Linked DNA regions of Homo sapiens: region 2 is linked to region 1. A link is a contact called in ENCODE Hi-C or POLR2A ChIA-PET data. All regions are on one chromosome and are shown on one strand. Each heading gives the region's core, a stretch centred on a gene start or an enhancer-like site at or near the end of the contact. The rest is flanking DNA. Distances are from core to core; before and after follow the strand shown.

The links. Hi-C counts contacts between places; a loop is a spot of excess contacts on that map. ChIA-PET counts read pairs that join two places held with the same protein, here RNA polymerase II (POLR2A). Pooled maps may share reads with other maps.
Region 2: a map of gastrocnemius medialis shows a loop between it and region 1 (2.4-fold over the local background). The contact joins two enhancer-like sites. A Hi-C loop is called at or near these places in 3 of 168 maps with a recorded cell type or tissue (Caco-2, IMR-90 and gastrocnemius medialis), 1 of 37 single-sample maps with no recorded cell type and 1 of 50 pooled maps. POLR2A ChIA-PET finds 5 or more read pairs at or near these places in 3 of 52 experiments (AG04450, HEK293 and naive thymus-derived CD4-positive, alpha-beta T cell).

The regions. Positions count from the first base shown.
Region 1 is chr2:37,468,125-37,474,670 of GRCh38, forward strand. It overlaps LOC124905991 (a long non-coding RNA gene), which reads left to right. Exons shown (of 3, transcript XR_007086288.1): 1 at 1-36; 2 at 1,930-2,025; 3 at 4,664-6,546. Among named protein-coding and RNA genes, the nearest start is that of LINC03063, 91 kb to the right of the region's middle. Within about 2 kb of position 4,052, at least 5 of the 41 ENCODE cell types and tissues checked have a DNase peak (open chromatin) inside an H3K27ac peak, as active enhancers do.
Region 2 is chr2:37,503,400-37,509,945 of GRCh38, forward strand. No RefSeq gene overlaps it. Among named protein-coding and RNA genes, the nearest start is that of LINC03063, 56 kb to the right of the region's middle. Within about 2 kb of position 3,217, at least 2 of the 41 ENCODE cell types and tissues checked have a DNase peak (open chromatin) inside an H3K27ac peak, as active enhancers do.

The DNA.
Region 1 (6,546 bases), core at 2,802-5,301:
TTTGCTGCTCTGAACTGCCAGTTACACTGCACAAAAGTATGTCACATACCTTTTTGCAGAGCCACTAGTGCGGCATACAAAGAAAGGGTTCTTATTGCTATCTTGGCTGCCGTTGTGGTTTTATGTTCCCATGGTTTGGAAGCCATGACTTAGAAAGAGCCATGGTACCTGGCTGACAAACCAGCTGACATAAATGTGCTAACCATTTTCTGGCAGGTGGCCTGGTCTGCTAGCTGGCTTCTGAGAAATGATACACATGGAGGCCTCACAGACAGATCACCACTATCTCCAGCCTCTGAAAGTTCTGGAATCTGAATCTGGAATGAGTTTACTGCCCTCTATTTTCACTGGAAATAGACCAAAGAAACTGCCAAATGCTCTTTCCGTGTCAAACATCCAACATACAATGCGACTGTGGTTGTTAAGGCATTGGGTTCTTCAAATGGGTGGGCCTAGGAAGAGTTAAATCAGTCTGTCTGTTTATCTGTCTATCCATCCATGCATCCATCCATCATCTATCTATCATGTATCTACCTATCTAAATATACATGCTATAGCTGTATATATTATATTTCTAGTTTACATGTTGTTTTAATACATAGATGAAACTAATGCAGGCTAGTTTCTCAATCCCTCATCTGCAATAAAAGAATAATATTAATTTGTACTGCATAGGATAGGAAGATACAATGAATTCATAGGTGTAAATAACTTAATACCTAGTACATAGTGCCTTAGCTCAATACATCTTTACTACTGTTATTATTGTTTTACATTATAGATGGAAGGTAGTGCTTCTTGGTTACTCCAAGACTTATTCTATAGAGTATGCTTGAGCTTGGCTCCTCTATGGCCCTGTTTCAGCTTTTTGGTGTTGTTAATTTATATTCTCTTTTTAACATATACTTTAGGAAACACATTCCCTGCCCTGCCCTGCCCTGCCCTCCCCTCCCTCCCCTCCCCTTCTCTTCCTGTCATCCACTTTCCTTCCCTTCTTTCTTTCTTCTTTCAATGGATGGAGTCTTTCTAATAAGAATAGTCCTATTAGACAGACTATAAATAATGATATTCATAGATTTATTTGGTTATGACCTTGGCTTTGAATCTACTTCAGTGTTGGGCTTTATCTGCCAAAACTAAGAAGAGAACTGAGATAAGAAAATTCAAGTTAAATTGTGGTAATTCACAGATGTTGTGTGAAGAAGCAGACTTCTCATTTTTCAGGCATGGTTCTCCTGTCTGAGACTTGGATTTGGGTGTGACAGACAAGAATGTAATTTTAAAGTATTAAGATAGCAGTACAATTCGCAGTTGCAAAAATGTGGAACCAACCCAAATGCCCATCAATCAACAAGTGGATAGAGAAACTGTGATATATATATATATGATGGACTACTGCTCTGCCATAAAAAAGGAATGAATTAATAACATTTGCAGCAACCTGGATGAGATTGGAGACTATTATTCTAAGTGAAGTAACTAAGGAATGGAAAACCAAACATCGTATGTTCTCACTTAAGTGGGAGCTAAGCTATGAGGATGCAAAGGCATAAGAATGACACAACAATGGACTTTGGGGACTCAGGGGGAAAGTGTGGGAAGGCGGGGTGTGGGATAAAAGACTACAAATAGGGTTCAGTGTATACTGCTTGGGTGATGAGTGCACCAAAATCTCACAAATCACCACTAAAGAACTTACTCATGTAACCAAACACCACCTGTTCCCCAATAACCTATGGAAATTAAAAATTAAGAAAAAAAATAAAGTACTAAGAGTGTAGTTATAGAATGTTAAAAGGTATCGTAGATGCCACCAGGCCTGTTTTAAACAGAAAGACACTGAGAAACATACCACAATCTGTGCTGATAGTTTGCCTATTGACTCTCAGCCCCAAGACCACAATTGTATACTCTGCTCTGTGGTGCTAGGTTTAGAGCTCCGCCAATCACATATTCCAGACTGTTTTTGCCAGATGACTTCCTACTGGGTTCTGCTAATTTCTGTCATTGGAAGAAGACTGGAAGGTAGGAGCTTCCTTCCTATTTCTCGTTGGTCTTGTCAGTGAAAGTTTACTCTTCTCTTTGTCTTCTTTTAGCATTGCCAGAACTAGCTTCATCTTACCCGCTCAGGGATATTGTTGGGAGCCAGGTGTTCATTCTTTCTCAGGTATCTGAGCCCCAGCTCAATGGGGCGGGTCCTCTGAGATTCTGAGATTCTATCAGCAGCTGGGAAGTACAGTACTATCTCCTCAGAGGGCTAAGCCCTAGGTTAGCGGATATCCCTCTTTTGAGCTCTAGGTTTTGATAATCCCAACCACTTCTCTTTTATTTACCTAGTCCTAAGGGTTGTAGATTCTTATCTCTGGGTTATTTTAATGCCTTCCTTTTGTTCTTTCATTTTTCTAACTCCTGTGAAAACAATTTCCTATACAGTAGTCCTCCCTTATCCATGGTTTCGCTTTCTGTGGTTTCAGTTATCCATGGTCAGCTGTGGTCTGAAAATATTAAATGGAAATTCCAGAAATAAACAACTCACACATTTTAAAGTGTGCACCATTCTCAGTAGTGTGATGAAATGTGTGCTATCCCTCTGGGTCCCACTCTGGACTGCCTGGGACGGGAATCATCCCTTTGTCCGGCATATCCACACTGGAGATGCTACCTTCCTGTTAGTCACTTAGCAGCTTTAGATTGAAAAAACATAGTATACATACGGTTCAGTCCTATTTGCTGTTTCACGTCTCCACTGGGGGTCTTGGAACACACGCCCATGGATAAGGGGAGATTACTGTATTAAATCTTTTTAATTTAAATATTTGGTATTATTCTTTCTTCCCTTCCCTTCCTTTCCCTTCCCTTCCTTTCCCTTCCCTTCCTTTCCCTTCCTTTCCCTTCCCTTCCCTTCCCTTCCCTTCTCTTTCCTTCCCTTCTCTTTCCTTCCCTTCCTCTCTTCTCTCTTCCTCTTTCCTTCCCTTCTTTCTTTCTTCTTTCAATGGATAGAATTTTTCTAATAAGAATAGTCCTATTGGACAGATGATACATGATGATATTTGCGGATTGATTTGGTTATGACCTTGGCTTTGAATGCAACCCTGGGCTCCTTTCCAAAGGAAAAGTGGGATACTCTTAGTCCATGGTATGCAGTGGCATAATAATTAAATTATCAACTATGGTCACTTAGGATAAAGTTTCTGTTAAATTTCCTGATAAAGTAAGTTTCTTGGGGCACCAAATGACTACTGCATCTGACTCTTATGTAGAGTTAATGGCTACAAGGACTGTGGCATGAGATGGCTTTTATTTTTGGCTGTACTGGAGGAATAGTAAAAAGAAAATAACAAGTTTGGGGTTTTAAATTCTCAGCTTAAGTGTCAGTCAGAAAGCCAGAGAACTTCTATGGTTACCCTATAAAAGACCATTATATTTCCTGTAGCTGTGGAACAAATATCACTGAAAGCCAAACTCCAAATCTGTGTGGATTGCAGAATTATAATCTAAACTGAAATCACAGACTCACCAAATTGTTATGTGTAAGTTAGAGAACTGATTGGGAAGAAGTGGGACCTTGATATTTGAAATGAGGGCATTCTGAATGGACTCAGAAAAATCCAAAAATTTAGAACTTTGCAAGCATCCCTAAACTTTCCTTGTTAGTAGAACAAGCTCCTTCTTCCATATCTGAGGTTAATCTCTTCCTTGGTTGAAAACTCTTAATTTCATCTTATGCTGTTGTCTTGTGAGAGTGTTTTATTCTCCTACCTCCATCAAGACCCATTCTTCATTGCCTCAAGGCTTGTATGTCAAGTCAGATATCCTCAGGTACAGGAAAGAAATAGTATAGACTCCCAGAGAATTGCATGGTTTACTTAACAGCAAACATCTGAGTAGTATGGAGTATTGTGAGAATAAATTGTAAGTGCATTAGACCAAGGAGAATAGAATATAATATGAGGTCAGCCTGAATTTATTGATATGGGTGCACTTACCAGAGATTCTGGATTTAATGTGTCAGCATAACTAGCTGGAGGTTGTCCTGACAGTGTGGTTAGTTGACTGAAACTTGGGCTAAATGATGGCCTACATTCCGAGGCTGAGATGTCACAACTTCTGTGGCATAATGTAGAGTATGAGTCAACAAATTATGGTCCATGGGTCAAGTCTGTGAGCTAGGAACAGTTTTCATAATTTAAAGAAGAAAGAGGAGAGAAGGAGGAGGAGGAAGAGAAGGAGAAAGGAGACAGAAAGCCTATATGGTCCACAAAGCCTAAAATATATAGTCTTTGGACATTTACAGAAAAAGTTTGAGGACCTTTGGTATAGAGAAAGAAATCCAAAGGTTTGGGGGTGGGTATAAATAATGGAATAGATTTATCCTGTGCAAACTCTCCTTTTCTCTATGTCTTCCAAGTGTGTTTACAGCCATGGCTCAGGCTCATGTGTGCTCAGGCCGAGCATCACTGGGGAGAAGGTGTCTCTTCTCCTGCCTCACTGTTTGCACTGAAGGGAGAATAATGACATTCAGAGAGTCCTCCTTGTCTTATCTCTGTTCCCCTCTGGTACCCCTTGGGAGATGGGGGACATGGAATGTTAAAAAACAAAACAAAACAATGAGGCTTTGAGTAAGAACAGATTATCTGTTGGTTTTTTTCTTTCTTTAATTAAGGTGGTTTCCTGAGAAGCTAAGGGAAGAGAAGACTTAGACATTACTAGAACCCATTCCTCAAGACACTGTATTCAGACAGAGGTAAAGTACCTGTGCATAACTCCACATACCTCCTTAATCGATACTGTGGCTGATAAGGTGATTGCTGATTAGGTGTTTAGCTTTCATAGTGACCACAAATTCTTTTTTGGGGAGAAATTCTTTTCTTTTTCCAGCTTACCTTTTCCAACTCACATGCTTTTAAAAGCAATGTTTGCAGTTTCTGCCACTCCAATGTCAACGAGAATTTATTTTAAAATGTGTATGAACTGGCAGCTTCTCAGAAAAAAAAAACATTGTTTTGGGAATGAAGTCATCTGTTTGGAGAGCAAAGCCTCAAGTATCATGCAAGGGGCGGGAACCCAGTGCCCTCTGCCTGCTCAACCCTTTGGCACACACAGCCATTGTCAAAACCTGTTTCCAGAGCAACTGAATTCTCTGTTGAAATTACTTGGCAGTTGACAAGCTCCTCTCCCTAAGGGTCTGGAGTAACTCCTTTCAAGGGTCTTATTTTAATGTAGCTTGTCCCTGATGGAGACCAAGATCATTGCCAGCTGAAGAATTTACCAGTACTCTCAAGTTGGCTCACCTGATACATTTTTATAGTAGAGATCAAGGTGTGTGTTTGGGATTTGGACTCTAATTGATGTCTTCATCGTCTTAGAAACACGTATGTCCTAAAGTCAAAACAATAGCTGGCTTTTTGGGTTATCTGCAGGATAATATTGTATCTGGGTACACAATGTTGGCAGTCTTTGAGAGGTATTGCTCCCATGCATTCTTCCAAACTGTGTATGGAGTAAATAGCCATTCAGTATTACAGACTCTGTTTTCTGACCATGGCACAGCGGGGTCTGGGGAAAGGAGAAGACTGGGCCTTCCTTTGACTTTGTAAGTCTTTGCTTTAAAAAAATCATTTAAAAAAACGCAATCAAAGCTTAATTTAAAAACGGATGTCCAGGATGAATTGCTAGGTCAAAACTAACAAAAGTGGAATTTAATATAAGTGTAAAAATCCTGTGATTAAGTTAAAAAATCAGCTTCCTAAATAACTACCAGGTGGGGAAGCTCTTGATTTTACAGTCACAGTGAATCTTTTTCTATTAAGGGAGGCCAACTTGCATGACTTCTTCAACCAGCCCCCCCGGAAAAACCTCTCCTGGGCCATGTGCAAACAAAGAATAATTTAAATCTCATTAGAGAAAAAAAAGATTAAACAGAACTCTTCATTGTTGAATGGTATCCATTAATTAAGGGCAAAAGAGTAAAAGCATTTTAACTATACAGCTGAACTAACAGAATTTGATATTTAGGCTATTAAACCTAAAATCCAGGTCAATCATTGAAAATAAAATTGGACACATATAGAAAGTAAAAACATAACTGAGAAAATACAAATGGATACACAGAGAAAAGGAGAAGGCATTGGGGTCCCATGCACAATCTTCCTGAGCTAAGTATGTCGGGGAAACTTAGGTCTCTTGATTAAATCCAGGTTGGTTTTGGCATTTCTGGGGGACCAAAGAGGGAAATGGGTTCCATTAAGTTACTTGATGGTGGCTGCAGCCAATCAAAAGTAAGGCCCATTAGAAAGGCCCTGCATAGCTCATGTAGGACAGGCCTTTCACATGCCATGGTGCATTACACTTTCAAGGCACCTTCACTTTCATAATCTCTTTTGCTCCTCCTGTCTTACAGATGTGATCATTGAAGGACTGAGAGCAGAAATATCTTTAAATTCCCAGAGCCAGTTAGCAGCAGGGCTAGGTCTGGTCCCCTTGGCCCCTGCTTTTTTGTATTGATTACCTCTCTTAGAAGATTGCATCTTACAAAAGGTCATTACC
Region 2 (6,546 bases), core at 1,967-4,466, 34 kb after region 1:
CACCTGTAATCCCAGCACTTTGGGAGGCTGAGGCGGGTGAATCACAAGGTCAGGAGTTTGAGTCTAGTCTGGCCAACATGGTGAAACCTTTTCTTTACTAAAAATACAAAAAAAAAAAAAAAAATAGCCGGGCGTGATGGCAGGCACCTGTAATCCCAGCTATTTGGGAGGCTGAGGCAGGAGAACTGCTTGAACCCAGGAGGCAGAGGTGGCAGTGAGCCGAGATCGTGCCACTGCACTCTAGCCTGGGTGACAGAGCAAGACTCTGTCTCGGAAAAAAAACCAGAAACCAAAAAATATTTAAATCAGTAGACTTTGAGTAAAGCAGATTAACCTCCATAATGTGGGTCAACTCCATGCAATCAAGTGAAGGCCTTGAGAACAAAGACTGAGTTTCCCTCCTCACCCCGCAAAGAGAAAGGAACTCGAATTCACCTCAACACTGCAGCACAGAAATTCTGCTTGAGTTTCCAGCCTTTGCTTCAGACTCAAGACTGGAATATCAACTCTTGCTGGCATTTCCAGCCTGCCTTGTGGATTTGTAGCTTGCCAGCCCGTACAATTTTCTTAAAATAAATCTCCTCTTTCTCTCTCTTCCTCATCCTTCCCTCCCCTCTCTCTCCATAGGTAGACACAGAAAGCCAGAGAGATATAGATGTATCTATATCCCCCTATTGATTCTATTTTTCTGGAGAACCTTAACTAATACAGGAGGGGAAGAAGATGTTAGCAGAAGGAACCATGTAGGAACCATACATGCAAAGTTGCAAAGTCCTTGAGGCAGGAGGGAGCTGGTGTTTGAGAAAATAAAAACAGGCTTATATTGCTGAAGCACGGAAAGCTAGTGTCTGGAGGAATAGCCAGGCTGGATTTTGTGTTGTGAAGTTGTTTAGGCAGAGCTGGGACTTTAGACACAGATGCAAACATTAATTCTTTGAATTTGAATAGGACTCCTTTAAATCCACTCAATCTTCCAATTTTTTTTGTTATGAAGTGTTTATGTATTATGAATTCTTATACTTTTCTTACTACCATGTAAGATTTCTACAAATCACTTTCATACCCTAAAATGTTCATTCTTTTCTCTCCTTTCATTTCTCCCTTGATCTTTCTTTACAGTGTGCTGCCTCTCTAGGCATTTTCTCTTTTGACCTTCAAATTCCTCATGCACTTGATTGGCCTTCAGATTCCTTGTACACTTGAGCGTTTTTGCACTCTGGGTCTTTAGGCCCCACTTCATGCTTTGGTTCCACAGTTTATGCACTTTCAATCAATTGGCTCCCCATATCCTTTGCTGTGATATATTAGTCCCAGGTCCTGATTTTTTTTTTTTTTTGAGAAGTATTTTTCTCTCATTCTGCATTGTCTTGGGTGTCTGTCCATAAAGGTGCCTTGCTTTTCGTAAGATAAAGTGTGGGATGTGGAATTCCTATCCTTGAACAGTATAGAAAATGATAGGACATGATTCATCTCATGGTGTCTTTCCGAAGAGATGTCCAGCTGTTCCTGTTAAGTCCTCAGCTCTGCCCTAGTTTCTATCCTTTCAAAAAACAGGTTTTTCAGTTTTGCCTCCAATGCTGTAAGCTACCCCATCTACTCCCAGTAAATCCCTTCTCTGCTGAAGTTAGCTAGAGCTAGTTTCTGTGGCTTATAACAGAAGGAGTCTACTCATCCAGCATGAAAGGAGAAAGGCGAAGAATTCGGTGTGGCTGGAGGGAATGGTATGTGTGGGAACAGTGAGGATAAGGCAGTATGGGGCCAGGTTTTAAAGGGCAGCAGGAAAAGAACTGGGGAATAAAGATGTTCACTGGGAGGACGTAGATGGAATGTGTTCAGCTAACTGAGAGAGTAAAGCAAAAGCCAGTTGGGCCCATCAGGGAGTTTGTTACTGAAGAGTTTAGGAATTCCCAGAATTCCAAGGGATATGCAATCTCAGGGAGGTGACGTGGATTCTGTGCAAAACATGGGAACTCGATCCACTGTTTTGGCCAACAGAAGAGAACTGGTCAGCCTGGATTGTAGAAAATAGAAGACCAATGAATTGGTGTCATGAGAGAGCATTCCTTGTATCTGCTGCATGTACCTGTTCATCACAGCCCAAACCATGATTCTCAAGGCCCCAAATGGCCAAACAACTAACTCTCCTTGAGCTAATTCTGTGGCTGTAAAGAATCTTATTATAAAGGGGTTACTCATGTAACTTTTTCTGGAGGAGGAATATGAGTCTCAGGCCAAGATGAGGATTAGGACTTGTTTAGCAGGTATGTTTCCATGAAAATTAATATGCTGACAATTTTGGTTCTTATATAACTTTTGCAGGCTTAGATTATGTGGGTCCGCTGCTGTGATACTGATTGAATTTCGAGCCTATGAATCTGAGGACAAGGCTGTAGACTGCAGTGAATTCACTCATTTAAGTAGCATTATGAAGCCCGAACTTTTTTGCACTTTCCATGAAGCCATGCTTTTTTTTTTCTTTTATCTTATAGGCAAAGGATGCCTATCGAGGAAGGTTTTTAAGGTAGTAAATGAAGAGATCAGTTTAGAAGGAATCATGATTGCAAGGCAGAGAGACTCTGGCAGAAGAGAGGAGGGAGGAAGGTACTGTAAGAACCCCGAGGAAAGCTTAAGAGATCTGGATTAAGGTCACAGCAGTGAGAGGGGGTGGAGATGGCAGCTGCTGGATTGAACTAGGATCTTCTAGATCTTGATGACCTGCTGGATAGGAAGGGTGAGGGCTAGGCTGTAATCAAAGATACCAAAAGAGTGTCTTCTTTGTCACTTTTCTTTCATTAAATAACCGTATCTGAATTTCCACAAACAATGCTGCAATAGTTAAAATTGTGACAGTATGAAAACAGAATCTGAATTAAATTAGTGCTATGTCAGCCCATTGCACTAAACCACGAATTCCCTAAGAGGTTTAGAAACATATTGGATAAAGTGAAATTAATCCTTGAGAGCCACAAGTTGACATATGTATACGCTATGAATCCATAAACTATACTGTGTGCAGTGGAAAAGGAAGCTAAAAAATCCATGTGAACACACATCTGTATACTGTCCTGTGAATAAAGCCTACTTGACAATGCCATTTTCTTTTGCAGTGTTGAACCAGGAGGAGGCTCTGAAATGTTAACATTGTTGACCTTTACAGTCCGACGTGTTGTTGATTGCACCCCCAGACAAACTTGATGAGGCTTTGCAATCAGGTCACCGTTTAATATGACTCACTATCCTATATTTAGAAAAGGCTGTGATTCTAATAGCAAGTGACAAAAACCAGAGAATTTCAAGCTCTTGTCAGCTGCTCTGGGTTACATTCCCCTCCAGGCAAAGTCAGAGCTGCCAGCCTTGTTAATGAAAATTATGAGCCTGTTAGGAGAAGAATAACCAAGAGGTGCTGCCGATAAGAAGTGAGAGAATTAAAATGCTCCTTAACTTTTGGCTTCAGACTTAAAATAGTTCCTTTGGTTTTAAATATTTTTAAAAGCAAGACCTGAAAGTGAGTTTTGTGACTTTTCACTAGCTTGCATGGAATAAGGAGTTGTGTGGTTATGTGATGAACTCAGGATCATTACCGCAACCCTTCTTGATGTTGGAGAGCAGACTTTCTGCTTGAGTGTAAAAACAGTTTCAGATTTACCCCTAAATTATAAAATACAGCAGTTCATATTTGACTCTGGAGGCCTAGCCATGGACATTTTGAAATTGGGATCTCACCGAAGCCCAAACAAACCAGAAACCTTCATCATCTGACTCTTTCAGGCTTATCAATATTTCACACAAAGAAGGGGCACAAAGAAGGCTTTGTGCTGCTGAGCTGAGAGGCTCTGCTGGGGGAATGCGGTTGGCAGAGAATATGCCACAAACTTAAAGAGAAAAGAAAATAGAAAGCCAGTGTAGACACTGTCAAAATGAGGTGCCATGCTTTTATTCACTGTCTGGGTGTGCATCTTTATGTCGAGCAGATCCAGGGACATCAACATGCTGGCTTTCTATTTTACATAAACATTCCCCTTTCATTTATCTTCTCTTCTGATTAGCAATCCTATGTTTAACATGATTCAAATGCTAATATGCTTGATTTTATGAGAAAACAGCACAGGCTTTTCAACTTGGGGTATTACAAGTGATATTTAGTCTCTGTTTTAACATAATTGGGTAAAGATAGGATTCATGGGAGCCCAGATTTTCTAAATTCTAATCCCTAGCTCAGGTTCTTCAAACATTTTTTGTATTCAGTGCAGATATTTGAATACTCGACATTTTGATAGCAAACCCCCAAACACACTGGGCAGCTAAAACATCAATGTAACTACTCCTATGGTAAGATCATATTTGCAGTGTTCCTTAAACCATGCGCAGTTATTGCTATAGTCACTGTCTCCCTTCAGCATGGTGTTGCTATTTCAGTAGATTTACTGTCCTGCCCACATTCTCTTATATACGCATGAGGCGAGCATATCACATTTCTAGTAAACATACTATCTTTCTTTGAGTACGCTGCTTCTTAACACATTCTAAATTTGTTATACCCTGTGCTGTACCCGACCCCACAAACCCACATTCCATCTGGCACACATTGCTGGAATGGTGTGTTTTACTCTGTTGTAGTAAAAATAAACTTTATACATAGATGAAAACTTGGCAGCATACTTACATGGTTCTTGAGAACGCCTTGGCACACTGCCTTTGCACAATATTGACATCTCAGATAATCTCAGGCAAGTCACAGAAATTTTGCGCCTCAATTTCCCCTTCTCCAAAATCAGAGTAAATTCAGTTGCTATAGAAATAATGATGAAAGCATTGTGAGCTCTCCAAAGGTAATTGGTGTGTAACCTTGCTGCAGGCTTGGATTCTCCAGAAAGCTGATTCTGAGATGGTGATCAGCTCACAGGAAGGGTACCAGAGAGTATTCTTTGACTCAACAAGTGTGGAAGGCATGGGACAATGAGGACATGGCAGGTGAAGGATTGGCTGTGCTTCCATGTAATAAAGGCTCAGCCACCCCATGGGGAGCTCTGAGGCTCCTTTAGAGTTGTACCAACTTGGAGTTAGGGGCTAGTTCTTTATCCAGTCATTGAATACAGGCTGCCTTCAGCTGGGGCAGTTCCTGGAGAGGGCCCTCTGCAGAGGGCTGTCATCTTACAATCTTCCCAGCAGGTGGAAAGCAATTCTTCATTCCTGAAGTGGGGATCTGGGAAGCACATCACAACATACATTACCAAAACCAAGCTAGGAGCAGCAAACGTGAACAAGTTTGCTTTCTTCTATGGTTGGTGGCTTCAACGAAGTCAGAATTATGGCCTGGATGACTACGGTGAGAATTCCTTTTCTTTACTTCCAGCCCACTACACAAAGTTCCAATACACTCTGATGCTGCAGTCTAGCTTGAGGGATTCTAGCAGGGAAATTGCTAAAGGGTCCCTTCTAGGATCTGGTTATCTTCCTGCCTTCAATGAGCCTGTCTTCTTTGTACACTCAGTACTATATAATCTGGTTACATTTTCTCTCTAGTATTGAATTCTCTAATATTCAAAGTGAAACATTTATATCACTGTCTTTCAAGTCTTGGTTCTATATGCAAAAATGATCAGCTGCCTAAAGAAGAGAGCTTATATGTACTTGACATATCTCCTAAGTTTTGTAAGGTAGAGCAGTACTCCTAATCTCTCCCTTTTTATGACATTGATGTTCTGAAAATATCAGGCCAGTTATCTCATAGAGCATTTCTTATTCTGGATGTGCCTGATTGTTCCTGCATACTGTTGTTCAACTTGTTCCTCTTCAGGGTAGGAAATTAGGTAGATCTAAAGGCTTGATAAGATTCAGGTTAAACATTTCGGTAAGAATACTCGATTATATCCATTTTGGAAAACAAAAAGTTACAAAACACATTCTGGAATTCAAAATACATGAAGTAAAATTTGACATAAGTAAGGGAAAAATGGGTGATTCTAAAATTATACTTCAAAATACATGAAGTAAAAATTGAAATAAGTAAGGAAAAATAGGTAATTCTAAAATTATAGTTGAAGGTTTAAAACCCCACTCTTGAGGGAGGATTGTTTCAGTCCAGGAGTTGGAGGCTACAGTGAGCTGTGATTGTGCCACTGCACTCCATCCTGGGTGACAGAGCATGATCCTTTCTCTAAAACAAACAAACAAACAAACAAACAAAAAACACCTCTCTTTCAATAATTAAAAAACACTGCAAAATATCAGTAAAGGTATAGGGAATCTAAACAAGACTATCAAGCATCTTGATCTGATTGATATTTATAAAACATTATACCTCAATACTGATTGGTAAACATTCTTTTCAAGTGTACCAGTTATGTTCATCAGGATACAACACATGTTGAACCATAAAACAAGCCTCAATAATTTAAAAAAGATTGAAATTATATACAGTGTATTCTCTGATCATAATGGCATTTACTTGTAAATTAATAACAAAGTATCTAGGAAACCATCAACAGATTGGATTAAACACATCTAAATAATTTATGGATGAAATAAATCACAAAATAAATTAGA